2 separate regions of the Homo sapiens genome follow, and region 1 is linked to region 2. The links are chromatin loops, found by intact Hi-C in ENCODE. Cell type or tissue: PC-3. All regions are shown on one strand. Links, peaks and the distances in the headings refer to the core of each region. The heading gives the core; the rest is flanking DNA.

What was found. Hi-C counts contacts between places; a loop is a spot of excess contacts. Peaks named below come from ENCODE experiments on the same cell type or tissue, not always from the same donor. Only the 100,000 strongest peaks of a DNase experiment are listed, where the experiment ranks them.
Region 1: a loop joins it to region 2, with 2.9 times the contacts of the local background. A loop is called at or near these places in 3 of 110 quality-filtered maps.

Annotation. Positions count from the first base shown.
Region 1 is chr10:52,862,281-52,866,682 of GRCh38, reverse strand. No RefSeq gene overlaps it. Among named protein-coding and RNA genes, the nearest start is that of MBL2, 92 kb to the right of the region's middle. RefSeq lists an enhancer at 1,577-2,338. In PC-3, for the core only: no CTCF peak of the experiment used is centred there; a DNase peak (open chromatin) is centred at 2,072; H3K27ac peaks cover 1,831 bases.
Region 2 is chr10:52,799,944-52,804,345 of GRCh38, reverse strand. All of the region lies in intron 2 of LOC105378306 (a long non-coding RNA gene), which reads right to left. The region is part of intron 2 of LOC105378307 (a long non-coding RNA gene); the gene reads left to right. Among named protein-coding and RNA genes, the nearest start is that of MBL2, 29 kb to the right of the region's middle. In PC-3, for the core only: no CTCF peak of the experiment used is centred there; a DNase peak (open chromatin) is centred at 2,205; H3K4me3 peaks cover 796 bases; H3K27ac peaks cover 1,773 bases.

The DNA.
Region 1 (4,402 bases), core at 136-4,135, 62 kb before region 2:
TTTTTTTTTTTTGGGATGGAGTCTCGCTCTGTTGCCCAGGCTGGAGTGCAGCGGTGCGATCTCTGCTCTGCCTCCCGGGTTCATGCCATTCCCCTGCCTCAGCCTTCCAAGTAGCTGGGACTACAGGCACCCGCCACCACGCCTGGCTAATTTTTTCTATTTTTAGTAGAGACGGGGTTTCACTGTGTTAGCCAGGGTGGTCTTGATCTCCTGACCTCATGATCCGCCCACCTCGGCCTCCCAAAGTGCTGGGATTACAGATGTGAGCCACCGTGCCTGGCCCCACCTCTTTTTCAACATTAGAAACATTACAGTTGAGAATAAGCATAGGTTTTTATGAAAATAACAGAAACAGTTACAAATTATGTCCCATACAGAAATGATTCACTTCCATCCTGCAACCAATTCCAGAAAATGTTTATAAAATGAAGTAGTACTATCTCAAAGTACTCTGAAGTAGCTTCCTCATATTGGGACAGGCCTTAGAGCACACACATTTTCTGCTCTCCTGGCACACAGAAGTCAGCGTTCACACTTCGCGTCTCCACTACGGTGTTTCTCTCCTGTGTGGTCTGGGTAGAAGGTACCAGGAACACAATGCCCCAGCAATGTTGCTTCTCCTGGGGAGATAACAGATTTCCAGCCTGAAATGGAACGATGGTACAATGGTACAAATGGTACAACGAATGGGGAATTGCATTAGTGTTCTAGTTACTTGGAGATGAAGTTTTGTGTATTTTACTTGAAATATGTTATTTCTTCTCTATCATGTTTGCCTTTATTATAATTCTATTAAATAACAATTATTCATTGATTCAGAAAGTACATAGGTAGAAACAGTAATTTTTTTTTTTTTTCTGGAAAGCAATTGTGTGTTTACAAAACAGTGGGTGCCTTTTACGGTGCAGAGGGGTGGGTAAGAGCAGGATGGCTAGGAAGCTACAGCACCTATGCTGTTACAAATGCAGCACTTTCAGGTGGCTGGAGGAATAGATACCACTTTCCACTTAAGACACGTATTTTCTCAGTGGGAAACCAGGTAATAAGACAGCATATACTGAGCTTTAGAACAGAATCCTTCTCATTCCTGCAACCACCCCATAGTTGAAATCACAGTTCTGGAGCCCGACTGTTGCGTCCAAATCCCAGCTCTACTCTTTAGTCAGGAGGCCTTGTGCAAGTGATCCCTTGAGATCTGTCTCCCTGTGGCAGAACAAGGACAGCCACACCACAAGGCAGTCGCTGGGCCGGGACCCCTGTCCGAGGTGGCGCTGGGCTTGAGCTCCATCTCCCTGGCTCATGCGTGTCTGCATCACTGCCAGTGGTGACTGCGTGCTGCTTGGGAGACAGCGCTCAAGCTGTCTCAAAATACCATGGTGAGAAGTGGACATTCACAGGCAGAAGCAGGGCCAAGGCACCAGTCTGGTCCCTGTGAGACTTTGGATGCACTGTGAACTTTGAGAAGGGCAGTGGCACAGAGCTAGGCCTTTCTGCTCTCCTGGCACACAGAAGTCAGCGTTCACACTTTTCTTCTCCACCACGGTGTTTCTCTCCTGTGTGGTCTGGGTAGAAGATACCAGGAACACAATGCCCCAGCAATGTTGCTTCTCCTGTGGAGATAGCAGATTTCCAGCCTGGCTGTTGCCAGCGGGGCTCCTGCCCTTGCCTCGTTGATCAGCAGATACTTGCTCCTCAAGGGGAAGGGGCAGTTGGTCCTTCTGAGCCATGCTTCCGACCCATGTGGAGGGCTGATCTCCTGCCCGGCTCTCACCACAGCCCTGGGCCTGCTTTTCCTCTGGCCCTGCACAGAAGGGCTTGATCCACTGGCCTTACAGACACACCACCACATAAGGCTAGAGTCAGAATGAAAAGCCAAGTCTTTCAACAGCAAAAATGGAACTAAGATATCAAAGGTCGCCCATGCTGCTGACTTGCTCTTGCAGCAGGTCTGACCTTGGGAGGCGATGCCGTGTGACTTCCTTTCAGTCCACCACAGCTGCAGCCCGGCCCCTGAGGAGGAGCATGTTGTTGCAGGCCTTGTCTAGCTATTCAGGAATGTGAGCACAACCGCATGTGGTGCTTTGCCCCTGGGATCCACGCTAGTTGTGATTCCTGAAGTGAGTAAGCCCTAAGTCACTTAGCAAAGAAACAGTAAGCATTTAAAGATATTAACAAGCTGCCTGCATAATTCTTAGGTTTAAATGGCCAAGGGTGCATTGGAGAGCTCCTTCTGTAAACAACTCCAGCTTCTCACATTTTGGTAGCTACAGAATCACAGCTTCTGAGCCATTGAATTCACTTCCAGATAGCACTAGGGTGCCAGTGCATAAAAATGGAAGAAGAAGAAAATGAATAAAAATGAAATGTTTCACCAGATTGCAGCAAGTGAAAATAAGGCTAACTCCAAGCTTCATAGGATCTTAACCATCTCTTTTCCTTAGGCTGCTGAAATGAGAGCTGTGCATGAGCTTACAAACTATTGACATTACTCTCTAGCATGAACTTACAAATGCACATTAGCTGCTGCAATGACACTGTTTTTAAAATAAAAGTCAGGATAGACTGGTAAAGGATTTTTTCCCTTGATTTCTGAGTTTACTCATAGGAAAAGTGTTATATAGGCAAAAAAAAATCACATTTAACTCTGTACATTTAATGAATTTATTATGAAAATAGTGGCTATCTGGACAACCAGGATATGTGATGTCTATCGCCATACAGTGCCCTGTGGTGACTTCTCAGTCACCATTGAAGTAACCACTGGCCAACAGAAGATGAGAAATGTCATTACTACAGGCATGTACTTCTGTATGCCTTCAGTTGCAAGGCAAACCCAACTCAAAGAAATTGAGTTTCAAAGATTTCATAAACCTTGAAATTATAATGCTGAAAGTTATACAATACTGTAACTATTCACAATGAGGAAGATAGGTAATGTTTAAGGGAAAAGACAACTTACTGCTTATTTACTACTTTGTGTTTTAAAGTTGTTTCTCATGTCTATTAGTCCAAATAAGCCAGTCTCCTGGGCAACTAAACTTCAAAATTCCCAATGTCCTAGTAAACTGGGAAGATAATGTGATGCAGTATCCTGTGTTAGGTTCTTATTAAGGGTTGGACTAGAAGAGCGTTCAGTGCTTTGATATTGCTGGTAAAAGGCTCAGATATATTATTAAATCGTCTTTAGATGGAAAGACCAATGGTGAAACTATCAAGAGCCAACAAGAAAGCTTTGAAGTGACTGCTTTTTTTCTAGAGTTTCATTCAGCTTCAAAGAATGTCAAAAATCAGAAAGTGTGAAATTTATAAGAATTAAACTGATGATTAGCCCCAGAAGAATATCCCTCCAGTTAAAATGTCCTTCCAACCAAAAGGTTTTGCTGTCTTAGATTTTTCACTGTAACTGCCCCATCTGTTACCTACCTAATAAATGCTGATATAGTTTTCATTCATGTGATTCAGAAAATAAATATGAAAGTAAAATTTCTCCTAGTTTTTAGGAAAGAGCCAACAAACTAATAGAAAACTATTGCCTCTATCATTCAGACATTTCATTAGCTCTTTTTAGAAAGAAACTGGAGAATTACGAAAAAAAATTTGAACATGTGTAGTCACATGAATATTCTAAACAAGGTTTGGAATCTTGAAAAGAGCCAAGATACTCACCAAGTGATCTAGTACTGAAGTATGGTTCTTAGAACCTAAGCTAAAACAAGGCATTCTACCAGAGGCATGAGAAGAAGGAAAAGCTAGATGAACAGAACCTTCAGCGAAGAAGACTGAGAGCCAATACGAGGCCAAATGGTATCTATGGGAGACAAATATTATAACCAAGTGCCAGGCAGAAGAGAAAAATATTATAAGACTAGAGTTAGCAGAAAAGTAAGTGTCCTAGGAAACTGTTTTTAATGACATTGAAAGGTCTTGAATATAAATGAGTCAAGGTGCCTTTAAGTTGTGATTAGAACAAGTGATACTTTGCTCTTAAAAAATCACATAGATTTTTGACAAAGATCTGACAAAGGTCTAATATCCAGAATCTACAAGGAACTTAAACAAATTTACAAGAAAAAAACAACCTCATCAAAAAGTGGGCAAAGGATATGAAGAGATACTTCTCAAAAGAAGACATTTATGTGGCCAACAAACATAGGAAAAAAAGCTCATCATCACTGGTCATTAGAGAAATGCAAATCAAAACCACAATGAGATAACATCTCACGCCAGTTAGAATGGCAATCATTGAAAAGTCAGGAAACAACAGATGCTGGAGAGGATGTGGAGAAATAGGAACATTTTTATACTGTTGGTTGGAATGTAAATTAATTCAACCATTGTGGAAGACAGTGTGGTGATTCCTCAAGGATCTAGAACCAAAAATATCATTTGACCCAGCAATCCC
Region 2 (4,402 bases), core at 247-4,246:
AGGGTGTTAAAATACAATATTTGGGGCTTGACTTTTTATTTCTTTATTTTTAAAATTTTTTCTAATAAGGCATTTTACAAAACTGTCAGTCTGGAAATTAAACAAATTAATAAAAGATTCTTCACACATAAGATACGAGAAGCACTGCTCTAGATCTTATTATTCCTCCATAATTTTCTCTGAGCTGTGAGATTCTGACCAAACTTGATGGTGAAAAAAAAATTGTAGTAAGGACACTGGAAACTTTCTGGCAATGCAAATTCAACAACATAAATCGTATTTTATTTTCTTCAAATAAGTAGTTTTCTCTGAAGTTTCATAATAATTCAGGTAATAGTTATTTTCTGTTTGGTTGTTTTTGTTTTTGTTTTCCTCCTTCCAAGCCCAGAAAATCCACCAATTGGAAGGGGAGGACTCTTTTCTTCCCATCCCACTCATGAGAACAGTGAAGGTAATGTCCACAGGACATGTTCCTTACAGTCCCACCTTGTTGGACCCCACTCGGTAATTTGGAGTCTTGTGATCGTGATCTGGGAAGAAAGGGCAACAGCTTTCCAGGTGAAGGTGCAGGGAAGAGTTGTCTCCTTGGAGTCCAGGATGGGAGCCTACTGCTTGCTGGGAATCTCAGCTGGTGAAAAGGATGCAGGGCAAGTAGTGGTTAAGCATGGTCATTTGAGCATCAAGGTGAAAAGCTGCTTCTAAATTGTAGGGACCAGATCCACACAGCGATCTCTCCAACATGGGTGGAAAAGGATGTTCTTGGCCACATTAATCACACCTCTCTCCAGAAATCCAGGCACCAGGAATTAAGCCAAACACCAGATGAGGGCTCCCCATGTGCTGTTAAGAACTGCAGCCTTCCTGCAGGAGCATCAGTAGACCCAAAAGGCCAGAAAACATCTTCCTGAAGCCCCAAAAAACAGAAGCCTCAACTGTCTGCCCTTTCTATATTCCTGAACTGTAGAATCTTTGAGCATAATAAAATGGCTGTTGTTTTAGCCAATTCAAGATGATTTATTATGTAGCAATAGTAACTAGGACATACCGATGTTTGTGTTAAAGTCAGAGGAGCTTTTAAAATTTTTCAGACCATTGCAGATGTTATATTTATCAATTTGCAGTAAATATCAATATATCCAGATCCGTACACATTTTACTAAATCATAATCTTTATACTAACTTTCATTTATTTGAAATGTACATATCACTAACGACACATTCCACAATATATGAATGTTGTTGAAGATTGGAGCTTTTCCTCATCCATGTTTATTATTTTAAAATTTACTGTACATTTCAAAACTCTGTATTGTTGCTTATTACCAACTTACTAAGGATAATAATTGCAGACATTTTACTTTGTGAAATTTTAATGTTTTTATATTAAAATAATACGTTTGAACAACTGTAATAAGAACTCTAGTGAAAGCATTGGTTTAAATTACTATAATATATCATAACTATAAGTAAAATAGTTCTATTTTAATTATGTCAACTGTAATAAAGGAACTGTCAAGCAGTGCAACTGTAAAAAGAGTAAGAGTTCATTTGCAAATGGAAAGCAAATAAAATAGTGCATTGCATTCCAGAACTAAATTCACATTAGAAGTATGTTGTATACATATTTAAGTGACATACTTAAAGCCTTAACATCTAAGTAGAATAAAAAAGTACTTGACTTGACATCTTTGCTTACCATCCAAAGTAATGATTTTAATATTTACTTTTTTTCTTCAAAATTGGTAGATATACATCCAGGAGTAAGTGAATGTGGTAAGGCTACAGTATTCTATTAAACTGAGTCATGTAATTAAATGTATTTTATAATACTAATGAACATATATTCCATCTTTATATAGACATATACATATGTGCATGTCTATATGTGAGAGATATATTTGTTAATTATGTCACTTCACAATAAATGCTGGACAGTTTATTTGTTTAACTATGTCCATTTAGAAGATCCAAGAAAATTTTGTTGCTGACATTAATCTGTAGATTTCTTATTTTTTAATTTTTAAGTGAGAATTGTATGTGTTAATATCAAGAGGATATTGTATTCATTCATTTAAGCCTAAAAACACTTTGCACATATCTTCCCCTTTTTAGTTAACATTCACTCTGACAGGGAAATCTTTGGATTATGATTAATCTGCTCTGAATTCTTTAGGAGAGTAGTTTTACAATAATATCTCTGAGTCATTGCTTGGTGGGGAAAGTTACTTGGTTTATGAGTATTTCTTAGGAATACACATGTTTTCTGTTTTTCTGACCAATGGGATACGTTTTTCTATTGGGACACCAATTAAAACATTGTGCTTGTCAACAAAACTCAGATTATTCTTAAAAGAGAGAAAAAATATAAGTCCAAACAACTGAGATAGAAGCTAGGGTTATCATTAGTAAAGAAACTGTAGCCACTCAATTAGCCAGAAACTAAGGATGCTTGGTAATTTTTGTGGTTGCATAGTGTCCTTTTCCCGATATTTAGACATGATTGCAGAGTGGTGTTGTTTATATCTTGTTTGGCCACAGTCACTTGTGGCCTCTGATTATTGATAATATTCTGAGGAGTATTTCTGGTCTGTAAGAAGCAGTATAACATGTTGTCAGCTGTCAAGACTTTTTTTTTTTTTTTTAACTTCTCGAGTTTTATAATTCCAAGAACATAGGACTTCACTAGTATTCAGGTGTTATACATTCTTTCCCCACCTCACCCCCAGGCCACTGTTTATTATGGATTATTAGTCAGAGAGAGTTTCATCAGATTTCATTATCTATAATTTCCCAAGTCAATCTCTGAAATAAAAGCAATTACAGTTAGAAAGTTGAAAGCTCAGAAGCATTCAGGATGTATTTGAGGAACTCAGAGTGTTGGTTGGGGGATTGAAGCAGGAATATAATGGGTAGGAGGCAGGACTAAATTGCAGCTCCCAATCAGATGGACAGAGCAGCATGTGGAGACTCACATCGTGAACTTTCACTCCAGTAACTACTGCACAAACATACCGGGAAAGCTAAGAGAATCTAAAGACCCTTTGAAGGAAGTGGATTGCTCTTGCAGGCCACTGGAGACAGCCGGAAAAACTCAGAAAGCAAAGGATGTAATCTCTTTGGAGTTCTAGGGCCCCATCCACCACCTGATCCTCCCTATGCTACTGCAGTTGATGCTGTCTTGAAAGCACCACCTCCTGGCAGGAGGCCAACCAACACAAAACTAGTGCAAGAAACAAAACTACAACTAAGGACTCTCACAGAGTCCATTTTACTTCCTTGCCACCTCCACTAGAGCAGGTGCTGCTATCCATGACTGAGAGACCTGAAGATGGTTCAAATCACAGAACTCTGTGAAGACACCCAACGGTACCAGTCCAGAGGCTGGTAGCTCAGCTGGGTGGCTGGATCCAGAAGAGACATAACAAACACTACAATTTGGCTTTCAGGAACCCACATCCCTAGGAGAAGGGGGAGAGCAACACATCAAGGAAGCACCCCATGGGACAAAAGAATCTGAACAGTAGCCCTTGAGCCCCAGATCCTCTCTCTGACATAATCTACCCAAATGAGAAAGAACCAGAAAAACAATTCTGGTAATATGACAAAACAAGGTTGTTTAACACCCAGAAAAGATCACACAAGCTCACCAGCAATGGATCCAAACCAAGAGGAAATCTCTGAATTGACAGAAAAAGAATTCAGAAGGTCAATTATTAAGCTAATCAAGGAGGCACTGGAGAAATGTGAAGTCCAACTTAATGAAATCAAAAAAATGGTACAAGATATGAAGGGGAAAATCTTTAGTGAAATAGATAGCATAAGTTAAAACAAAACCACAACTTCTGGAAATGAAGGCGACACTTAGAGAAATACAAACTGCACTAGAAAGTCTCAGCAATAGAATCAAACAAGTAGAAGGAAGAACTTCATGGCTCAAAGACAAGGTTTTTGAATTAACCCATTCCAACAAAGACAAAGAAAAAAGAATAAAATAATGAACAAACCCTCCAAGAAGTTTGGGATTATATTAAATGACCAAGCCTAAGAATAATGGGTATCCCTGAGGAAGAAGAGAAATCTACAAGTTTGGAAAACATATTTGAGGGAATAAGCAAGGAAAACTTCCCCAGCATTGCTACAGACCTAGACATCTAAATACAAGAAGCTCAAAGAACACCTGGGAAATTTATCACAAAAACATCATTGCCTAGGCAGTCATCAGGTTATCTAAAGTCAAAACAAAGGAAAGAATCTTAAGAGCTGTGAGGGAAAAGCACCAGGTAACTTGTAAAGGAAAACCTATTAGATTAACAGTAGATTTCTCAGCAGAAACCCTACAAGCTAGATGGGATGAGGGCCCTATCTTCAGCCTCCTTAAACAAAACAATTATCAGCCAAGAAT